3 separate regions of the Homo sapiens genome follow, and all the other regions are linked to region 2. A link is a loop called in an ENCODE intact Hi-C map of the cell type or tissue named here. Cell type or tissue: heart right ventricle. All regions are shown on one strand.

The links. A loop is a pair of places that touch in the nucleus more often than their neighbours do. Peaks named below come from ENCODE experiments on the same cell type or tissue, not always from the same donor. Only the 100,000 strongest peaks of a DNase experiment are listed, where the experiment ranks them.
Region 1: a loop joins it to region 2, with 7 times the contacts of the local background. A loop is called at or near these places in 73 of 110 quality-filtered maps.
Region 3: it touches region 2 in a loop (4-fold over the local background); 63 of 110 quality-filtered maps call a loop at or near these places.

The regions. Positions count from the first base shown.
Region 1 is chr6:118,504,354-118,512,353 of GRCh38, forward strand. CEP85L (centrosomal protein 85L) reads right to left here. Exons shown (of 13, transcript NM_001042475.3): 5 at 6,945-7,062. Among named protein-coding and RNA genes, the nearest start is that of PLN, 40 kb to the right of the region's middle. In heart right ventricle, a CTCF peak has its summit at 4,843 (motif pointing left); a DNase peak (open chromatin) is centred at 4,835; H3K4me3 peaks cover 1,490 bases; H3K27ac peaks cover 7,736 bases.
Region 2 is chr6:118,280,503-118,288,502 of GRCh38, forward strand. It overlaps SLC35F1 (solute carrier family 35 member F1), which reads left to right. Exons shown (of 8, transcript NM_001029858.4): 7 at 4,682-4,836. Among named protein-coding and RNA genes, the nearest start is that of PLN, 260 kb to the right of the region's middle. In heart right ventricle, CTCF peaks have their summits at 3,471, 4,427, 4,627, 5,832 and 1 weaker place; a DNase peak (open chromatin) is centred at 3,480; H3K4me3 peaks cover 4,107 bases; H3K27ac peaks cover 4,183 bases.
Region 3 is chr6:118,620,313-118,628,312 of GRCh38, forward strand. All of the region lies in intron 2 of CEP85L (centrosomal protein 85L), which reads right to left. Among named protein-coding and RNA genes, the nearest start is that of CEP85L, 27 kb to the right of the region's middle. In heart right ventricle, no CTCF peak of the experiment used is centred here; no DNase peak of the experiment used is centred here; H3K27ac peaks cover 533 bases.

The DNA.
Region 1 (8,000 bases), 220 kb after region 2:
AACAGAGGGAGACTCTGTCTCAAAAAAAGAAAAAAAAAAATCATACCTACATAATGAAGCTTACATTTAAAAAAAAATAATAATACTAGGTCTACAGAACTTCTAGACAGCTGAATATGTGGAAGTTCCCTCCTGAAGGGTGGCACCCCTGGAGATGGCATGGGATCTCCACATTCCTTATCTCATACCTTCCCCTATGCATCTCTTCAATCTGGCTGTTCATCTGTATCTTTTCTAATATCCTTTATAACAAATGGGTTAAGTGTAAGTAAAAAGCTTCTGAGTTTCAGCAAGTTAATCAAACCCAGGGAGGGAGTTATGTGAACTCTGATTTATAGCCAGTTGGTAAGAAGCATTTGGGACTTGAAATTGGCATCTGAAGTGGAGGGCAGTCTTGTGGTAGTGAGTCCTCAGTCTGTGGGTTCTGACGCTATCTCTACACATACAGTGTCAGGATTAAATTAGAAGACAGACACCCAGATGGTGTCTGCTGAAGAATATGCAGAACTGACTGCCTGGTGTGTAGGGAAACAAATACCATACATGTGGTGCAGAAGTACTGTGCTGAGTGGAGAGTAGAGTGGGAAAAATGCATCTTTGGTTTTTCCTATATCACTACAGCGGCTTTACTCATAATTGCCAAAACTTGGAAATTATCAAGATGCCCTTCAGTAGGTGAAGGCTGTGCATGTGTGGGGATATGGAGGATATGGGAAATCTTGGTACTTCCCATTTAATTTTGTAGTCAGCCTAAAACTGCTCTAAAAAATAAAATTCATAAATTTTCAAAAAGTTATCACAGGTGGGGCCAGGCGCGGTGGCTCACACCTGTAATCCCAGCACTTTGGCGGGACTAAGGCAGGCAGATCATGAAGTCAGGAGTTCAAGACCAGCCTGGCCAACATGTTGAAACCCCGTCTCTAATAAAAATACAAAAATTAGCTGTGTGTGGTGACACGCGCCTGTAATCCCAGCTACTCAGGAGGCTGAGGCAGGAGAATTGCTTGAACCCAGGAGGCGGAGGTTGCAGTGAGCCAAGATCACGTCACTGTACTCAAAAAAAAAAAAAAAAAAAAAAAAAAAAAGTTAACACAGATGCTTCTACTATAATACAAATATATGCATTCCTGGAAAACCACTGGAAAATCATGCACTAAACTGTGATATACCCAGAAAGCGGAACATTATTCAGTAATAAAGAAAAATGAACTATCAAGCCATGAAAAGATATAGAGGAAACTTAAATGCATACTACTAAGTGAAAGAAGCCAGTTTAAAAAGAAATGGTTTGAATAGTATGTACTATATGATTCCAATTACATAACATTCTGGGAAAGGCAAAACTATAGAGACCATAACAAGTTCAGTGGTTGCTAGGGGTCCAATGGGTTGAACAGGCAGAGCACAGAAAATTTCTAGGGCAGTGAAACTACTCTGCATGATACGATAATGGTGGATACATGTCATTACTAATTTGTCAAAACCCTTAGATTGCACAACACCAGGAGTGATCCTAATATAAACTATTGGTTTTTGAGTGTTAATGGTGTGTCAATATAGGTTCACTAATTATAAATAATGTACCCTAAGGTACAAAACATTGATAGTGGGGGAGGTTGAGCACGTGTGAAGATATGGAGGATATGGGAGATCTTGGTACTTCCCATTCAATTTTGTAGTAAATGTAAAACTGCTCTAAAAAGTAAAGTTAATAAATTTTTAAAAAGTTAACACAGGTGCTTCTACTATAATGCAATATAGACATTCCTGGAAAATCATGCACTAAAAATAATAGGGCGTATGGAACGAATAGGATTAAAAACACTCAATTCAAACTGATGCAATTTTAACTAGTGCACTAACAAAAACAGTGACTCAGGAGATAACTTGGACAGTCTGAACAGGTGGTCACAGTGATATTTTAAAACCACATACACACACAGTCAAAATGCTGGCGGTACTTTAATTAGAGGTCTGGTGAGTGTTCAGATGATATAGGTGGACTCTGTGATATAGGGCTTGCCGTGCAGGTGGAGTAGGAGGGAGCATAACCTGGCGTGAACTGAAAGTCTATAAAGAAGGAAGTGCACTTCTCAAGGAAGAGCACCCAAAGGGCAGGTACTCTTTTACAATTTTCTTATGTAAGTTGGAAAAAGCTTCTGCTAATGTAGTAGGTAACCCTAAGCCTTTTGCTTTGCTGGCCAAATATTTTAATTTTATTCACCATATTCTAACTCCCCTTGCCTGGGGAGTTGGTGGGGGAAAGCACTTATGAACCAATCTAGAAAACTAAGCAGACATCATTCTCCTATTTACCAATTGTGTATGAGCAAATTTGCACCATAGAAATGTGTTTTGTAGCAAGACAAGCTGTAGTTGAAACTCTATGTGAACTTAATCATATAGAAAAACAAAAATCTGAGGTCAGATGTTTTAATTTCTACATTTAGTAACATCTTTTCAACCTTTATCTGCCTTCTCTGACTTTTATACAACGGTTCCCTTTCTATGGAAAAACACTTGCTTGCTTTCCTTTCTAGAACAACTCCCTCAGGCTCCTTCACAAGTTGTGCTCTTCTGCTACCTTCTAAAATGCTGCTGTTTCCTGTTTCTAGTTCTGGATCCCATTTTCCTCTCATTGCACAAATCCTCCCTTGGAATACCTGATCATGCCCAAGGCTTTAATAACCACCCACCTAGACTGACAACACCTAAATCTCTTATCTCTGGCTCAGACCTGCACCCACAAATATTACCCTCATTCTTCACTCAACCCCAAATTTACAATGTGTAAGTTTAACTCACTATTTTTCTCCTCTAAACAGATCCTTAACATAGTAATCTCTATAAACCAATCAATTGTTGCTGTATGAAATTAGGCAATCATTCTCTCACCACATTAAATATGTCATTAAATCTGGCCCATTTTACCATGGCTTGGTCATACAGATGTTTAATCAACAGTCTTCTTCTCATTCTGACCACTACAGATAAAATTCAAATGTTCACATAACTTTTGGACTATTGAGACAGCTTCCTGACTGGTTTCCCTGCCTCCAATAACATCTACCTTAAATCCAATCTCTATTATGCCATCAGAGTAACCAAACTAGGATACTTTGGAGGTGAAAGATGGCACTATTAATAAATTTATAAGCACAGCAGGCATAAACTGGGCCAGCCCTAAGCAAACCTTTACACCTCAGGTCATTGATATCACTCGGCCCTTGCTTACCTCTTCAACCACATATCTACCACTACCTTTCTCTCACATTACATTTCATCCACACAGAATAATTTGTAGTTTTCCAAATGCATTATATTTCTCATCATTCCTTTAAGCTTCTCCATATGCCATACACTATGCCTCAAAACACTATTCCTTCACCCCCTTCACCTGGCTCAATTCATTTAGTTCATCAGGTTCTCAAACTAGATTATCACTTCCTACAGGAAGCCTGGCCAGGCTTTTGGAAGATTAGCTTCTATGTTCATAGCTGGGGTTCCCACAGCACTTCATACATAAACCCTGTGCGAATCAACACACTGCAACTATCTCTTGTCTGTGTTCTCCATTAGACTACACATTCCTTGAGGGCAAAACCAGCTTCATTCACATTTCTATTGCTACAGCATAAATGGAACCTTATCCATAGTTAAGATAAACAATTTTTAAGGAAATGGATAAATATATTTTTTGGTATACTCTCTCTGTAGGGTTTAAGTTCCATAAAGGCAGAAACCATTCTTTGCTTTTGTGTTCCCAGAATTTAACACATTAGATGTTTAATGTTTTGTTGAGGAGGCTCATTTGCAAAGGTGGGATTCATTTTATTAAATGTTCATTAGTACAGACTTGGTGGTGGAAACAAACCAATTGAAGAAAAAATAGAAAAAAATGATATAAATGGAAAGAAAAAGAATAAAATGGAAAGAAAAGAAATGATGCAACAATGAAACTTAATAATAGTAACTATTATTTGGTTGATCTTTCCAAGGTACACATATATACAGAAAGAAGAGACCTCTTTCTTCTCCAATTTAAGTAAAGAAAAAGGGTCCTTCATATTTGGTTTATTCCACAAAGTCCTGTTAACCACAGATGGAAATTTAGGTATAAATGGAAATACAAACTATTCCTTGGCTCTACCAATCTACCATTAGAACTATCCAGAAAGTTTGGATTTTAGAATAAAGACATGGTTCTCATTCTCTACCTATGAGACTGAGTGATATCTACTTCTAAGGTCATCTTAATTGTAAGGTTAGTCAAATTTTTAATAAGAAAATAGAAGTTACTTATTAAGAGTATGTTTTCCATCTATAAATTCATTTAAAAATGTTACTTTTATTTTACTGACTTATTTACTCTAGAATACACATTAATTTCAATAATTATTATTAAAAGCATAATTTTCTTTGTCTAGTGTCTATAGAATTAGGATGAATATGTTATGGATCAGAAAAATGTACCTATACAAAATGCTATGCATAAAAAATTACATCATTCAAAGATCCAAAGTTAAAAAAATCCTTCGCTAAAGAAATATTTTATTACTCTATCTGCTGTTTCTTCTAACCCTCACCATTTTATTGGCTCTCTGTATCTATCCATTGATAGAAGTTTATCTTATATATTTATCATACCCATTTAGTATTAAGATTTTCCTTGTATTCTCTTTTACAAATTGCTCTCATCTTTTAAAATCAGATTTCTCAATAATATTTCAATTCCTCACATACTTCAAAATCCTACTAATATTTTTAACAACCCCTTTTACATATCCTTCCAAATACTAATATTTTTATTTGTCCTTGCACGCTGGCTTGGAGAGCCCTCTACTGGCCTGATGCTGTGTCAAAAGAACATTTGCTTCATCCTTCAGATACCTATTTTTTACATGCTTTCGATAATATGATAATTATATAATTAAAGCCTTTATTCCGAATGACAGAATGTTAAAGAGAAATTGAACAATTCTACTAAAATGCTGTTACCAAAGCAAGATACACTACTTCCATAGTATAGAAATACCATTTTCAAATAACTGTACATTATTCTCAGTACTCATTATAAAGCCTTGCTATCATGTGACAGAAGTCCAAGATGAGACCAAATTATAACATGATGTATTCATAACTAAAGTATAAAAGGCAAGTTGGAGTCTCTATGTTAAATGCCTCTGGCCTCAAGAAAATCTGATAGTTATTTTCTCATCAATATTTCCTGATTTTAATATACCAATGTCTCTAGTATTTATAAATATCACATTTGAAGATATGATGAAGGAAACAATTCCACTTAACTTAAAATCTAGGAATAAAGGCCGTAATGAAGAGAACAACAATAACAACATCCACAAATAGAAGTATATACCACCACAAAGTTATCAGGCCTCACTTTAGATCCCAATAAGTACGCCAACAGTCTTTTTCTTTGGGAAATAAACCAATATAAAGTTTATATAAAAATAAACATGCAAACAAGTTTTAAAGGAAGCTCTTTTTAAAACTGAGTAATAATTAAGGAAAGTAGCCATTCCAGTCATATAAATTTTGTTAACGGGCCTCATAGACTCTATATCTGTGTTCCAATTAGACTATACTCTCCTTATGGGCAAAATTAACCTCATTTACATTTCTATTCATATGGCGTAGACACTGTCTTACCTACAGTGAATACAAATAAATTTAGAAGGAATAGACAAACTTGTTTTCCTATATGGTCTCTCCCTCTGTAAGTTTTGAGATCCATGAAAGCAGGAACTATTTTTCACTTTTGTGACATCAGAATTTAACACAGTGGATGTTATGTCACTGTTTGGTTAAATAGGCTCATTTGTAAAGGTGAGATTCATTTATAAAATACTCATTAGAATCAGACCTCATTGTAGAAAAAATTACATAGAGGAAAAGGAAATAATAATATAAACAAAATATTGAGACAAAATTGGAAAATTTATTTTCAAATTAAATTATAGACAAAAAGCTAATTTCCTTTATATATACAGGGCTCCAAAAAACAATAAGCAAAAACCTACAACCTAACATAAAAAATGATCAAAGGATATGAAAAGAAATGTGAATGGGCCCTTAAATTTATAAAAAGAAATATAACATCACTCTTAAGAGAAATACATATTAAAACCATATGACCATAAGGAGATAAATCTCCCCTTTCTTTTATATAGACCTACTAGAAGGGCAAAAATCCAAGTTTAATAACACACTCTGTTAGCATGGCTGGGAGTTGGGGAGTGGGACGGTGAGAGTTCTTATACACTGCTCTCCTAAAGAGCAATTTGACAGTATCAGTAAAAATCACAAACTCAATACCTAGAAATTTCACTTCTGGAAATGTAACTTACAAGAATATCTGCATATGAGCAAAACAGTATTTATAAAAGGTTATTCTTTACAGCATCATTTACAATAACCCTAAACTGAAAACAACTCAAATTTTGATGAGTAGGGGGCAGGTAGAATAAATTATGCTATCTCCATAAAACAGAAGATCGTGTAACTGCAAAAGCAAGGGAAAGGGGTGTTATCTAGGTAATGATAGAGAAATAATCACTGTGTGTTATATAATTGTATATAACATTTAAAAAAAAGCAAGGTGCCAGATAATGTACATATTCTTATATTTTTTTAAATGCAGAAGAAGGATAAAACACACTTATATCTGCTTGTGATATGCATCAACTCTGGAAGGGATACACCAGAAACTGACAACAGTAGTTCCTGTATGTGTGTGGAGAGGGGTGTGCAATCTGGACAGATGGAAGGCTGTAGTTGGACACTCTTTGCCACACATATAAATAAATATAAATCATGTGAATACATTATTAAGTTGATTTAAAATGTCCTTATATTACAAGGTAAGTATATTATTAACACAAGCTTTACTACTAAAACAGCTACAAAATCCTCTGTAATCTTACCTGCAAACTAGCCACATAAGAATCCTCACAATTTACATAATGTCCTAACATGGCATGTTGAGCCCGTAATTCATTATCCCTTATCCTCTCATGCAGGTGGGTAATTTGTTGCTTCTGCCTGCAAAACATAAATTAAGGTCACATTATGAGTTATAATTTTCTAATAGTTAGAAGAACCTTAAGGAGCTTATTCCTCTTAGATTCCTTTAATATTCCTCTTAGATTCTAACAGTCACACCTTGCTTTCTTCAACAACTCATAGCTTGCTTTAAGCAAGTTATTTAATTTCTGTAAATATGTATGCTTAGAAATTTTAAAACTGTTTTGTGCCAGGCATGATGCTAAGAGCTTTGTATGCAGTATCTCTCATCTTCAAAAATTTATTAACTCTCATGATGAAGTTTTGAAGGAGAGAGCTTTTAAAGAATAATAAAGATAGTATGAGTAAACAAATAGCTTGATGTTTTCCAAAATTACTTACAAAGTAACTTTTGGAACAAGTAAGTTGTATGTTTCAGGTTGCATCAAAAGACCTTGTTCTACTCAGGATGATTTCTAAAATTTGCTAACCTTTAAGAAAATCCACATATAAAACATTAAATAGGAGATAAGTCAGGAGAGATTCGTCATATAACACTTTTCAAATAATTTAAAGCTTTACAAGAAAGAAAAAAAAAAAAACCCTTCCTTTTCCAGCCAAGGTGCAGTAGCAGGCAGGGACTAGTTTTGCCCTCATGCCTGAAACAATTTTTTAAAAAAGACAAAATATAGGAAGTGAAGACTCTCAAGGCATTGGGCCACCAGGCAATTAAGAACAGTAATCTCTTAGAGATAGGTAACTAATGAGGTGGGCCCTATGACTGACTGCACTTCCTGCTGAGAGAGTTTTCAAGCCCCAGCACAGGAATGGTGGTCTCCCTGAATTGAAGACACAAAGCTGAGAATCTGGAGAAACCAAGGCAGCTGTAGTTAGTTCACAGTACTCGATAACCCTTGGGCACTCGGTTGAATACTAATTAATACAGGCATGAGGAAGCTACCGACGGTGTGTGTAGA
Region 2 (8,000 bases):
ACAAAAGAAAGATTTGGCCTCTCCCTGAATATGGAATAATGGGACTACAGAGCAGGAAAAGACCTAAAGGATAATTAAGAATACACCTTTCCTGGCCAGGTGCAGTGGCTCACACCTGTAATCCCAGCATTTTGGGAGGCTGAGGCGGGCGGATCACTTGAAGCCAGGGGTTCAAGACCAGCCTGGCCAACATGGTGAAACCGTGCCTCTACTAAAAATACAAAAATTACCTGGGTGTGGTGGTGCATGCCTGTAGTCCCAGCTACTCAGGAGGCTGAGGATCACTTGAACCCAGGAGGCGGAGGTTGCAGCGAGTCGGGATCACGCAACTGCACTCCAGCCTGGAAACAGAGCAAGAGTCTGTCCCAAAAAAAAAAAAACAATACACCTTTCTTTTTACCCATGTTGAATCTGAGGCCTAGGGAGTTGAGGTGACTTGACGAGCATTACATATCTGAGCAAAGCCAGCCCAGTGCCCTTTATACACTTAACCTAATGCATATGTTCTGAGAAGTCATCTAACCTAGCTATTGTTTTTAAGAATTACAAATAATATTTTAAAACTCTGGTATGTTCAAAATAAAGAGAAAGAACACAACTGAAATCCCAAAGAAAAAGACGAAATCAAATATATGTAGCATATACAGACACATACTTTATATATATATAGTAACTCTCTCTCTCTCTCTCTCTCTCTCTCTCTATATATATATATATATAAAATATTAACTGAGGTATTGATAGGAGTCAAATAGGATGTTCCTTCAAAGCCTTATTTCTCTTTATAATAATTAAACAATATAGATGAGTGTTATGTATTCAGAATTTAAAGTCAGGCTGCCTATGTGACCTAAGGGCAAGTTACTTAACCCCTGTAAGCTGGTCTGTTGCCTGTTTACTCACAGATCCATCTTTTACCCTTTCCTCTGCTCTGCTTATGCAAATCCACATCCCAGCCTCCCTTGTCAACTGGATTCCAGTCAGTTTTGGCCAATGGGAGGCAGTAGAGGGAGATTGGAGGTGGGAGAAAGAAAGAAAGAAACCATTGTTTCTCTCTGTGTCCCTCTGTTTGGGGTCAGATCTCCTCTAGATGTGGCTGAGTCTCCTCTGTGATTCTACCCCTGCTGGGCTTCCCTAACTTCTGATCTCAGGTAATGTGGCCTCCCTCTTGTATTTCCCTAGCTCTTGGGTTGTGAGTAACTCCCTGGTATTGCTAATCTTCAGGTTGTCTCACCATCCCTGTTTCCCCATCACCCATTTGAACACCTTTGTAACTTGTACTCCATATAACATATCCTCTATTTAACCCAGTATGGACTGTGTTTCTTGACTCTATAAGCCTATTTCCTAACCTGTATAAAGAGGATAGCAATAGTTATCAGCATTACACTGTTGTGGAGATTAATTACTGTACATAAAGTACATGACACATAGTGAGTGCTCAATCCATATTAGCTGATAATAGTATTTCCCATCTCTGTAGCTTAAATCACTTTAGTGCATAAGGACAAGAGTGATCAAATTCTATCCTTAGTGAGAGAGAGAACATTCCAAGAGGAAATGTTTATACACATACTCTGTTATAAATGTAGTTACTGCAGCCATTTTGTAGTTGTCAGTCAAAAAGTAATTCAGTTCATTTGTATGATCATGCTGATCAATTGAAAACCCTACCTGGACAGCAAGTTGGACTTTCAGAGGCATTGTTAATGTCCATTAACTATCTAATGTCCATCTAAGAACAGCCAAGGAAGGGCAACGATACTGCATTCCAACTCTCAATTTAATCATGTGTTAACTAGGCTGGCTATGCTTTGCTTGGGAAACAGTATATTCACATGCAAAAACATCGGTTGACCTAGTTGTCAATTGTGATAGTGTATATATTCCACTCCTGTCCCCCTACCTCTAATTTCTGCAACATTTAAAAATAGGTTGAGAATATTTTAGCTGGAAGCATCATAAGGTAGCCTGGTTAGCAAAGTGCCATGTATTTATTTCCCTACTCTCCTTTGCTCACCAACTGGGCTTGTAAAATCTCACCACTTCTCTGAGTCCTCCAATTATATATCCAGCTCCCTACTGGACAGATCCTTTTGGATAATGCATAAGCGTCGAAAACAACACATTCAAAATGGAGCATTTTATTTCTCCTGAAAATCTGGTCCTCTTTTAGCTCCCTCCATCTCAGTATATGGCGTCACAGTTCACCTAGTTTCTAAATTAGCCAGAACCCCTGGGCATCCTCCATGCTCTCCTTTCCCTCACCACCTACATCAGTCTATCACCAGGGCTTCTTGAGTCTTCACAGACCACTTCCCTTCTCCACTGCCGTTTCGAGCAAAACCAAGCAAGCTACCAGCCTCTCTTGCCGGGATTGTGACACCGCCATTCTAACTGGTCTCTGTAACTGGTCCCATGCTTTTCTCCTTCCAATCCCTTCTCCACAGAGTAGCCAAAATCACCTTTTGAAAATGTAGATCAGATTCTTTTAGTCAGCTGCCGCAAACTCCTCAATGGCTTCCTCGTACAACTAGAATAAGATACACATTCCTTTCTGAGACCTGCAAGGTCTGGCATAATCCATTCCCTTCCCAATTTTCCAGCTTCCTCTGCCCGTTCTCTTCATTCTGCTCAGCCATTGTGGCCTTGGTCAGCATCTGGGACACTTGAGGCCCTGTCCCTTTCAGGAACTTTTCATGTGCAGGTTTCCTTGGCTCCTCTCCTGGCAATCTCCTTTTGGTCCTTCAGCACTCGAGGTAAATGCCACCTCCACAAAGTAGCCCTACCTCACCACCCTGTCTAAAGCAAGCTCCTGACATTCTCTTTAAGAAACACTTGTCTTTCTGCATAGCATTAATAGCAACTCTAAGCTTCTTGTCTATCCTGTTTTTCATTGTTCCTAGCCCACAGCAGAGTGCTCAGGGCATGGTTAGTACTCAGAGAATAATAGTTGAATAAATGAGTGAATATACCAACAGAGCCCACAAGTCAAAGTCCACGCAAAATGATGGAAGGGTATTATTCTGGAACTTTCTAACCCAGTCATGGTATTTAAATCAGTGACACCTTCAAAAAACAAAAGAAAAACGGAAACAAGGCTCTGGTGCCTAGATTGTGTTCCGATCAAGTTTTATTATTTTTAGTGGATTAATTTGAGGATTGATCTTGTCCCTAGTCTGTTAATCACAGATTTCTTTAAGGAGTACCAAATTAATTTTTATGTCTTTTCATGTATTAGTCATAAGTTATGTAATACTTATTGCATTTTTAGTAGTTTGGTTAAAAGGAAAATGCACTACAGGGAGCATGAAACCCACATGCAGAAAAACGGTCCGTTTTTAGAGAATTCAAGCTTCTGATAGAGAATTAAAAACCAAACTAATATTACTGCGATAGAATCTACACGTAGGACTTTTACCTTTCCGAAATAGGAAAGTGGTTGTTCCCCCTTCCTCTGAGGGCACTTCTACCACGCTAGAGGGGGCTGTTGTACTGAGTTTACTTACTTATGTTCAGAATAATTTTTTTGTAGATCTGATGTGGCTTTCATATGGAACGATGATTTGTGCCCTTAAGCACTTTTCATATGGGTAAACCCAATTTATCTTTGGATGAATCCCTGGTCTTCATAGTCAGAAAGACCAGATATTCGGTACCTACCAAACTCCCCAAAATCCCTAAGTCAGAGGAAGCAAATCTGCCCACAGCCCACACCAGATACATTTAATCAAGGATTCCTTTGGAAAGGTTATTTTTATTATGTTGTAATACCAAGGCAGACACTGAATTTTAGCACTTATGCTTATCCTATGCCTTATTCTTTCAAGGTGGAGAAAAGAGCATTATTTTTTTTTTACATTTGCATTGTATCAACATTTGGGGAAAGTATAGATTTAGCTGTAAACTCCTGCTTGGGACCCTGCAAAACAGAGTACCCATGTCTAGGCATAATTACAGAGAAAGAGAGAGATTTGAGGATGAGAGATTGGCCACATAGTATTTTAAGGTCATGAAAGCCCACATGTGAGAGTTCACAGTATGCCAGGACATGTGATGGAAGGGCAGGATTCTGTGTGTTTTGGGTAGAGCAGAACAGAATTCAGAAATCTGGAGGAGACTGACAGATCATCATGTATTCCCAGCAATGAATTCGTCCACCCAAGGCCACACAGTCAAGATTCTAATTCAGTATTCTAAGTCCAGGTCTCTTTGACATGCAAGCTCTTCAACTTTAAAGACTACGTAGTTATTCATCATTGTGGGCAATACATGATAGCAAGCAGTTTTGTTGCTATTACTCAAATTAAAAACTAAGAGGTAAAAAAAAGTTTCAAAATAGATGAGTAGCAAAAGCTGATTACAGCACAATTGGGAGAATTCAAAAACCTTGATTCTGTGTTCTGACTATCGCCACTAAGAGGCACTCCTTCCCAGAAGAAGCAAAATGTCAGCAATGCAATAAGAAGCAGAAAGTTCATTTTTCACACTTAATTTTTTTTAATCTAGTTTAATTTTTGTACTGTGTTATCCAATAATAAACATCAGTGAATAGGGGAAAAGAGAAACTGCCTTGTGTGAGTGACAAGTGGTGTGCACTCTTCCCCTTCTTTCCTGCTGTGGATGCTGAAGATGCCCTGGAGGAGGCCCTGACGCTGCCTTCTCTTTACTCTTCCCCCAGGACTGCTCTACGTTGGCTTTAGTGCCTGCATGTTTGGTCTCTACAGCTTTATGCCAGTCGTCATAAAGAAAACCAGTGCCACTTCAGTCAACCTCTCCTTGCTCACAGCAGACTTGTACAGCCTGTTCTGTGGATTGTTTCTCTTCCACTACAAGGTAAGTTGAGTGAGTGCTCCTTTGTGAAGATGATACTTTGTAGGAAACAATGAACATGGGTAGGAATGCCTGGATGTGAAATGCCCTGATTTTGTGTAGGGAATAGTAATGTAACTGGGTGTGCTAACCTCCATGATTTAGGTATTCACATTTCAGCTATAAGACAGAGACATTTTGTCCTATGAGATCAGTAACTATGGACAATTGATAGGAAAAGATAAGAAACAGCCATAAAGGAAAGAGCTTTTGAATACTGGGGACAGCTTTCCTGATAGCATTCAGCCCAGAAGCTACTCTTTTTCCAATACGAACCTAGGAAGAGTTGTACAATTCCCAGACTACAGCTGCAAAATGGATTCTGCGAAAGGCCTTGGCAGAGTATGTTCTCTTTGGAGAAAAGACACAATTCCTGCAGTTTCTGCTTTGCAGATTTTTTTATAGCAAATATGAATGGAAAATGCTAATGCACTAGAAATAGTTTTTTTACTAAAAGATTGGGGTTTGAGTAAAGGAATGCAAAGAGATCATGTGAGGCACTTGCAGTGAATGCATCAGCCCTGAAGAAAAGAAGAAACTGTCCAGTCCAAAGATGTCAGCCTCTCAGAATGCAAAACTCTACCCGCATCTTTGCCCTAGGGAGGCATGACTAATTGATTATGGCACACTGAGGTCAGATCCTACTCCTCTTAACACCACACTCACTGCTGCCAATAACAATCAATTAGAATTGACATATGAGAAGATACCACTTGCCATTCCTTAACAAGTCCTGTAAGACAAGAGTCAACAGGGACTATGACCCAGTGTGAAACAGACCAAATATGGAATGTCCAAGCAGATAAGACCAAACTTGGATAGCTGAAAGAAGAAGAGGCAGAAGAAAAGAGACACTACTCTGGCCACTTCTAGCCAAGTTCCTCACCAGTGGTATTACAGCCACCATCCGCAGCACTCGGGGGTGGCCAGATGATGGGGCACCTTGGTAGGCAGAGCATCTTCATCCAGATGAAACAGGGTGTAGACGTTCCTGGAGCAACAATAAGCTAAAAAGAGCATGTACTTGATATGATCAGGGCAAAGCAGCTGAAGTGAATAATCAGGATTACTACTGAGAGAAGCAAAAGTCATAGCCAAGAAACCGATGCAGAAGGGCAGACACGGGTGAAAAAGAAGTTACAAACGAAGCTAGTTAGTAGCTAGGAGGATCAGAAACAGATCTGAGAGATGGTACAAGTTGAGAAAGTGGCTGTGACAGCAGACAGGAATAAAGTTCCTATTTTTCCTCCAGCTTTATTGAGGTATAACTGAGGAATAAAAATTGTACTATATACAGTATTTAAGATGTACAACATGATTTTTGGATGTATGTATACATTGTGAAATGTTCACCACAATCAAGCTAATTATATCCATCACCTCACATAGTTACCTTTTTTCTGTGTGTGTGTGTGTGTGTGTGTGTGTGTTTGTGTGTGTGTGTGGTGAGAATACTTAAGATCTACTTCCTTCGCAAATTTCAAGTACAGGTTACCACTAACTATCATCACCATGCTGTATGTTAGGTCTCCAGAACTTACTCATTTTATAACTGAAAGTTTGTACCCTCTAGCTATCATCTCTCCATTCCCCCAACAAGTTCCTATTTTATATGGAGCCTTTTGCCCAATACAGTGGCAAAACCGAGAGCTTAAAGAAAGTATCTAGGACTAGGCAATGTTTATTGTTTGCAGTTTGTTTCGTCTGTATGGAACAAGCTGCTTCCCAAGCTACCTTGGTCCTCATAAGGGTAAAAAGCAAGATCACAATATATTCCTCTCGTGCTGCTCCTAACCAGTGCTGGGAAGACCAGCTTCCTTCAAAATCCCCCTCCTCACACACCCAGTCATTTTCCAGAGCTCTGGGGAACACCTGGCTATGGGTTCATCCTCACAGCAGAGTGGCCACCAATATTCTTCTCTCCTCTTCAGTTAAGCATCCACATCTAGTCCATTACTTGGTGTGAACTCAGTTCTTAGCAATTAATCTTGTAATTTGCTTTATAAGCTCCTGAACTAGGAGAATCCCTTTAATCTTCCTTAAGGGAAGATAACCAAAATCTGTTGTTCTGCTGAGGGCTGCAGTCACTGCTTGGGCAGTTCAGACCCAGGCCAGCTCCCAGCATGCCTGAGAGCAGTGTTCTCGAAAATCTGGTTTCACTGGGGTGCTTGATAAAAATGCAGATTTTTGGGCCACACCCCTAAGCCACAGAGTCAATATCTGGAGATGTGTCTGGGGGAGTCTGGTTGGTAACATGTTCCCCCTGGCAGTCTGATGCCCTCTGAGTTTGAGAACCACTGTCTTTGATAACAGTGTACTCGAACAGTGCCTGTTCCTGTCTGGGTCTGTCCTTTCCCACACTTCCACTGATGTGGGGTTAAACCTGGGGTTCCTCAAACTTACACACATCAGGAAATGAGAGGGCTGATACGCTAATTCTCGGCAATCTATCCTCTCCTCCTGTCATTTGTATATTACTATTCATTGAGGATAAGTAACTTCGCTGAAGAGGAAACCATGTAGTAACCCCTCATTATGCCATCAGAAGGGAGGCTGTGTTATCTGAAAATTAAATTACTGTATTCACTAATTTAGAATTGTAATGGATATTTTTATTTCATACAGCAATGATTTGGGTTTTTTTTTTTTTTGGTATGGCAAAATACACATACATTTTGTTACTATTTGAAAGATAAATTTTCTTAAAGCAGGGATTGATCCAACATAGTAGTCATTTCTTCTAGTTAAAATTTATTTCTATTGCCTTTTTAAAAATTAAACTATGAATATACTTGTAGATTCACGTGCACTTTTAAGAAATAATAGAGAAAGCCCAGTTAACCCCTGTGAGCCCAAGTATCTGAGATAGGTCTCAATCAATTTGGAAAATTTATTTTGGCAAGGTTAAGGGTGCACCCGTGACACAGCCTCAGGATGTGGTGACAATATGTGCCCAAGGAGGTTGGGGAACAGCTTGCTTTTTATACATTTTAGGGAGACATAATACATCAATCAATATATGTAAGATTTACATTGATTTGATCTGGAAAGGCCAGACAACTCAAAGCAGAGGCTTCCAGGTCACAGGTTAGATTTAAACATTTTCTGATCAGCAGTTGGTTGAAAGA
Region 3 (8,000 bases), 340 kb after region 2:
ATGGACCGAGAGGAACAGGCCAAAAGGGAAAAGCAAGATAAGAGAAAGACCGCAGCCTTGGTCATGGCTCTCAGACAAGCAAACATTGGAGGTTCAGAAAGGACAAAAAATGGAGCAGGACAATCACCTGGTAGGGCTTGTGATCACTGTGGTTTGCAAAGACACTTTAAAAAAGATTGTCCAACAAAAAACAAACTGCCCCCTTGCCCACGTCCAATATGCCAAGGAAACCATTGGAAGGCATGCTGCCCCAGATGATGAAGGCTCTCTGGGCCAGAAGCCCCCAGCCAGATGATTCAGCAAGAGGACTGAGGGTGCCTGGGGCAAGCGCCAGCTCATATCACCCTCACAGAGCCCCGGGTAAGCTCAACCATTAAGAACCAGGAAATCGATTTCCTCCTGGACACCAGCACGGTCTTCTCAGTGTTAATCTCCTGCCCTAGACAGTTATCCTCAAGATCCATTACCATCCAAGGAATCCTAGGACAGCCTGTAACCAGGTATTTCTCCCACCTCCTCAGCTGCAACTGGGAGACCTTGCTCTTTTCACGTCTTTCTTATCATGCCTGAAAGTCCCACACCCTTATTAAGGAGGGACATATTATCCAAAGCTGGAGCTATTAACTACACGAATACGGGGGACAAATTACCCATTTGTTGTCCCTTACTTGAGGAGGGAATCGACCCTGAAGTCTGGGCAATGGAAGGACAATTCGGTAGGGCAAAAAATGCCTGTCCAGTTCAAATTAGGCTAAAAGACCCCACCACTTTTCCTTATCAAAGGCAATATCCCCTATGGCCTGAAGCTCATAAAGGACCAGAGGATATTATTAGGCATTTAAAAGCTCAAGGCTTAGTGAGAAAATGGGACAGTCCCTGCAACACCCCAATCCTACGAGTACAAAAACCAAATGGTCAGTGGAGACCAGTGCAAGACCTCAGAATCATCAATGAGGCAGTAATTCCTTTATATGCTGCTGTACCCAACCCCTAAGCCCCGCTCTCTCAGATACCAGAGGAAGCAGAACGGTTCACTGTTCTGGACCTCAAGGATGCCTTCTCCTGCATTCCCCAGCACACTGACTCCCAGTTCCTCTTTGCCTTTGAGGATCCTACAGACCACACATCCCGACTTTCGTGGATGGTCCTGCCCCAGGGGTTTAGGGATAGCCCTCATCTGTTTGGTCAGGCACTGGCCCAAGACCTAGGCCAATTCTCAAGTCCAGGCACTCTAGTCCTCCAATACGCAGATGACTTACTTTGGGCTACCAGTTTGGAAGCCTCACATCAACAGACTACTCTAGATCTCTTGAATTTTCTAGCTAATCGAGGGTACAAGGTATTTAAGTCAGAGGCCCAGCTCTGCCAACAACAAATTAAATATCTAGGCTTAAACCTAGCCGAAAGAACTAGGGCCCTCAGCAAAGAACAAATTGAGCCTATACTGGCTTATCCTCGCCCTAAGACATTGAAACAGTTGCAGGGATTCCTTGGAATCGCCGGCTTTTGCCAACTGTGAATCCCTGGATACAGTGAGAAGGCCAAGCCACTCTATATTCTGATAAAGGAGACCCAGAGGGCAAATAACTCATCTAGTAGAATGGGAATCAGAGGCGGAAACAGCCTTCAAAACTTTATAACAGACCCTAGTACATGCTCCAGCCCTAAGCCTTCCCACGGGACAAAATTTATCTTTATATGTCACAGAGAGACCAGGAATAGCTCTTGGAGTTCTAAGTCAGACCCGTGGGATAGCCCTACAACCAGGGGCATACCTAAGTAAGGAAACTAATGTAGTAGCAAAAGGCTGGCCTCACTGTTTATGGGTGGTTGCAGCAGCGGCCATCTTAGTATCAGAGACTATCAAAATAATACAAGGAAAGGATCTCACTGTCTGGACTACTCATGATGTAAGTGGCATATTAAATGCTAAAGGAAGTTTGTGGCTCTCAGATAACCACCTACTCAAATACCAGGCACTAATCCTTGAAGGATCAGTGTTTCAAATATGCACATGTGCAGCCCTCAACTCTGCCACTTTTCTCCCAGAGGATGGGGAGCCAATTGAGCATAACTGCCACCAAATTATTGCCCAGACTTATGCCGCCTGGGAGGATCTCTTAGAAGTTCCTTTAACTAACCCTGACCTTAACCTGTATACTGATAGAAGTTCATTTAGGTACAAAGGGCAGGCTATGCCATAGTTAGCAATGCAACAGTACTTGAGAGTAAGCCTCTTCCCCCAGGGACCAGCACCCAGTTAGCAGAACTCGTGGCACTTACCTGAGCCTTAGAACTGGGAGAAGGAAAAAGAATAAATGTGTATACAGATAGCAGATATGCTTATCTAGTTCTACATGCCCATGCTGCAATATGGAAAGAGAGGGAGTTTATAACCTCTCAGGGGACACCCATTAAGTACCACAAGGAAATCATGAAATTACTGCACGCAGTGCAGAAACCCAAGAAGGCGGCAGTCTTACACTGCCGGGGTCATCAAAAAGATGAAGGAGAAGCAGCAGAAGGAAACTGCCGAGGAGATGCTGAGGCCAAAACTGCTGCTAAGCAGGACTTCCCTTTAGAAGTGCCCATGGAAGGACCCTTAGTATGGAGCAACCCCCTCCAGGAGGTTAAGCCCCAGTATTCCCCAAGCGAAACAGAATGGGGACTCTCATGGGGGCATAGTTTTCTCCCCTCAGGGTGGTTAGCGACAGAAGAGGGAAAGGTGCTCATACCTGAAGCCAGCCAGTGGAAAATACTTAAGACCCTCCAACAAACCTTTCATACAGGTTTTGAAAGTACCCGTAAGATGGCCAAATCCCTATTTACAGGGCCAAACCTTCTCCAAACTATGCGGCAGGTAGTCAAGGCCTGGGAGATGTGCCAAAGAAATAATCCCTTGGTCCATCATAAGGCCCCTCTGGGGGAACAAAGAATAGGGCACTATCCTGTAGAGGACTGGCAGTTAAACTTCACCCACATGCCTAAGTCAAGAGGATTTCAATACTTGTTGGTCTATGTTGATACCTTTACAAAGTGGGTGGAAGCCTTCCCCTGCACAACAGAGAAGGCCCAAGAAGTAGTTAAAATCTTACTTCATGAAATAATTCCTATATTCGGACTTCCCCCAAAGCTTACAGAGCAACAATGGTCCAGCTTTTAAAGCTACAATAACTCAAGGAATTTCCAAGGCACTAGGAATACAATATCACCTTCACTGTGCCTGGAGACCACAATCCTCAGGGAAAGTCGAAAAGGCAAATGAAACACTAAAGAGGCATTTGAGAAAGTATCTCCCATGGCCACTCTCTTGCCCATGGCCTTGTTAAGAATCCGAAATTCCCCTGGAAATTTGATCCAAAATCAAAGGGGGCTCAGTCCATATGAAATGCTGTATGGATGGCCTTTTCTCACAAATGACCTCCTGCTCAATCAGGAAACGGCCAATTTGGTCAAAGATATAATAACTTCTCTAGCAAAGTATCAACAAAACCTTAAAACTTTACCCAAAGGGTATGACAGGAGAAAAGGGATAGAGCTGTTCCAACCAGAAGATCTAGTAGTGGTCAAGTCCCTCCCCTCTACCTTCCCATCTATGGATCCCTTGTGGGAGGGACCATACTCAGTAATCCTCTCTATCCCCACTGAGGTTAAGGTGGCAGGAGTGGAATCCTGGATTCACCACACCCGAGTTAAACCTTGGACACCCCTTGAGGAACTTACAGGACTATCAGCTCAGGAGTCTGAAGATCAGCCAGACCAGCCTTGATACACCTGTGACCCACTTGAGGCCCTGCTTCTCCTATTTCGGAAGGAAGCATCCCAGGCTAAAAAGACTCCTGCAGTTAATCCTAAAGAAGAAAAACTCATCTCTACCTAATAGAGGATAAGCAGAAAGCCTACATGGATCTTTGACATCTCTCCTTGCTCTCTTTAATGGAGTCCTTATACTGTTTCATCATATTAAACAGTATACTAACCATACCCTTTGCAGTAGGATTATATACTGTAGCTCCTGCCAGGACAAAAATCCTGACCACATCAACCTTTTTTCTATCGTCCTTCCTTTTAACAATTTACTCCTTCTTCCCTCCTCCTTTCTACTACCGCTCCACCTACAGAGCACCATGACTCCCTTTATAAGGATCTCCTAAGCTTCTTTTAACTCTCCTAAGTATTCTTTCTGCCACCTCTTCATCCCTCCCCAACTGCACTTGCTTCTCTAGTGCATACTCTCCTCCCCTTCCCAGAAACACTGATGTAGTCTACTTCGAAAGGATATTGTTTAAAACTAAATCAGGGTTTACTACCCACACCTATATGAGAAAGGAATGTTATAGTGCTGCTTCTCTCTGCTCCCACAATGGCCATACATATCACCAAGGACAAATGACCCAGTCCAACTGTCCCGATGCCCTAGGGACTACCCAATGTTGGACATATTACACCCATGTGGGTATAACTGATGAGAGAGGTGTCCAGGATAAAGCCAAAAACAACATGTCCAACAAGTAATTAAAAACTTGATCCAACCATCTAACACTCCAAGTCCATATAAGAAACTAGACCTTTCCGGGTTACAAAAGACTCTTGACTCTCATTCCCATCTCTAGAGTCTATTTAACACCACATTCACAGGAATGCAGGAGGCCTCTCCTAACAATCCAACTAACTACTGGATGTGTCTTCCCTTGCGTTTCCAACCACATGTCCCAGTAGTCCCTGTCCCAGGACATTGGAACCTATCCACCTCAGTCCTAAACACCACCGGGATAATTGGCTCCCCAGTCACCAATCTGCCAGCCACACAGGCCTCAAATCTCACATGTATAAATTTTAGCATGACTCCCAATAGAAACATCTCCCAAAGTCAATCCTGGATACCAGTGACCTCAGGTTTCACCTGTCTAACTCCAGACATCTTTTTCATCCGTGCTAACATAGCTTATTGATGTCTAAAGGGCACCCCAAAAGAGTTATGCTTTCTCTCATTTCTAGCACCCCCATGTCCATTTATACCGAACAAGAGTTGGAAAGTCTCCTTATACCCCAGTCCCGCCACGCCCGAGCGCCTATTCTCCCTTTTATGGTAGGAGCCAGAATACTGGGTGGGCTTGGGACAGGAATTGGAGGTATAACCTCCTTCACCCAATTCTATTATAAAATATCACAAGAATTAAATGATGATATGGAATGGGTTGCCAATTCCCTGATGACCCTACAAAGCCAGCTTAATTCTCTGACTGGGGTGGCCCTCCAAAAACGAAGGGCCCTAGACTTACTAACAGCTAAAAGAAGAAGAACCTGCCTCTTCTTAGGAGAAGAATGTTGCTACTTTGTCAACCAGTCAGGAATTATTGCCGAAAAAGTCCAGGAGCTAAGGGAATGAAGAGAACGTAGAAAGAGTGAACTCCAACTCTCAGGACCCTGGAGTATATTTAACCAATGAGTACCTTGGCTTCTCCCCTTTCTAGGCCCTGTAACAGCCATCTTGCTATCACTCGCCTTCGGTCCCTGTATTTTTAACCTCCTTGTCAAATTTATTTCCTCTAGGATAAAGGCCATCAAGCTACAAATGGCCTTACAAATGGAACCTCAAATGAATTTAACTCAAGCTTCTACCGAGGACCCCAGGATCAGCCCACTGGTCTCTTAACTGGCCTAGAAAGTTCCCCTCTGGAGGACAATACAACAGCAGGGCCCCATCGTCGCCCCTAACCAGCAGGAAGTAGCTAGAGCAGTCATCGCCCAGTTCCCAACAGCAGTTGGGGTGTCCTGTTTAGAGGGGGGACTGAGAGGTGATGCCAGCTGAGCTTCCTGGGTTGAGTAGGGGCTTGGAAAGCTGTAAAACTCACTCATTTCCTGCATCAGGACTTACTTCAGTTCTGGATAAATAATACTGAGGATATATGCTTAAAATATTCCTAACACCAGGATTTGCTTATATGTTTTCTTCCCAAGAAAGCTATAAACAGCGAGAATTTTAGCTGTAAGTTTTCCTGTATGCCCCACTCCTCCCCTGCCAAAACCAGAGTTAAAGAAAAGATTAACTGCCCATTTTTCTGTGATCAGCGGACCTTATCTATCCTCCCAATTCCTTATGAACATAGTTCGTTAAGTTCTATAAGATCCTCTTTTTCTTGCTGTACAGCTCCAAGGCCACAAAACGAGTAAGCATAAGTCGCAATTTCAGATTTTCTCAAAATCTAAGGCATGTCACAAAATAATTTACTGCCTTTGTTTCTTGCTCCTGTAACATTCTTCCCGCCTCACGTATCTCCCGCCTTAAAGAGTTTAAAAGGCAATCACCCAAGCTAGCAGTGGCAACCCATTTGGGACCCCTTCCACACTGTAGAAGCTTTGTACTTTCACTCTGCTCAATAAAACCTACAGCTCACTCTCTCTCTCAGTCCAAGTCTCTGTCACTCGCCGCAGTCAGCCTCCACACCAATTCTTTGGCGTGGCTAGGCACAGAACCTTGGGTGTTACAAAAGGATAAAAAGACAAGATACAGAGTGCAAGAAAATATTTGCAAACAATGTATCAAACAGAGTAGTATCTAAAATATATAAAGAACTCTCAAACTCAACAGTAAAGAAGAAAACTTCTGGGCACAGTGGCTCATGCCTGTAATCCCAGCAGTTTGAGAGGCCAAGGTGGGTGGATCACTTGAGGCCAGGAGTTCAAGAACAACCTGGCCAAAAGGTGAAACCCCATCTCTACTAAAAATAGAAAAATTAGCCAGGCATGGTGGTGGGTGCCTGTAATCCCAGCTACTCAGGAGGCTGAGGCAGGAGAATCACTTGAACCTGGGAGGCAGAGGTTACAGTGAGACAAAATCCCGCCACCGCACTCCTGCCTGGACAACAGAGCAAGACTCCATCTCAAAAAAAAAAAAAAAAAAAAGGAAACAATACAATTAAAACACAGGTAAAAGGCATGAAGAGACATTTCACTGAAGAAAAAAGAAAACAGACAAGTGGGAAAATAAGCATATGAAAAACTGGTCAACATTACAGTGATTAAGACCTGGTTTTCAGGCCAGCATGTGAGAAGCCTGAAAGTCATTATCTAACAAGTAAAAAGCTGAACAAAGTGAAAAAGCAACAACTCTTCTTAGATCCCAAAGAGAACTGAGGTCACAGTGCAAACAGCTGCTCCCAAAACAGAAGAGAGCAACATGGCAAATGCATAGAATACTTATTAGAGCTTGAAACTTGTGTGGGACACAGCACCTAGGTGGGAAAACTTGAATTGTATTAATTGCTGGAGGCTGAGTATGAAGAAGTCTGAGAGTTAAAAATTCCAAAACGACCCCGTCATAGGGAGACTACCAGACTTTTACGAGTTTTACTTCCAGGAGTTTGACCTGGTTCTCACAGTAAGTATCAGAGAAAAATCCCCTCATGACTCCAGAAAAGGGAAGATAAAAGGGTCCATTTTGAAATATACCAGAACATTCTATTCTTAATAAGGTCTGCCCTCAGGAGAAACTATTTAACCAGAGCCTAAACTCTTTGTAGTTTTAACAGAGCCTAACTTACCTTGGGGAAGAGAAATAACCAACTCCAGTCAATTCTAGTCTTCCGGGTGGTTAAAGGGAAATACCCAACTAAAGCTCCCTGTAGCCATCCTGTCCCACTCAAGTTAGTAAAAACAGAAAAAAACTGAGAAGCATCTGTGAAGTTACAACCCAGGGGCACCGGCTCACTAAAACACTGAGGCCAAATCGTAGGACACTTCCCCTCCCCACACACCTTACCACCACATTACTAAAGGTCTGCTCACCAGTTTCTTTTACCCAGTATATCACGATCAGCTTTCAAAAAATAAAAATAAAAAGTACAAGGCATACTGTAAGACAAAAAAAAAATAGTTTGAAGAAATAGAGCAAGCTTCAGGACTAGACTCAAACACGGCAGGGATATTGGAATTACTAGACCAGGAATTTAAAACAACTATGATAAATAGGGTAAAGGCTTTAATTGAAAAAGTAGACA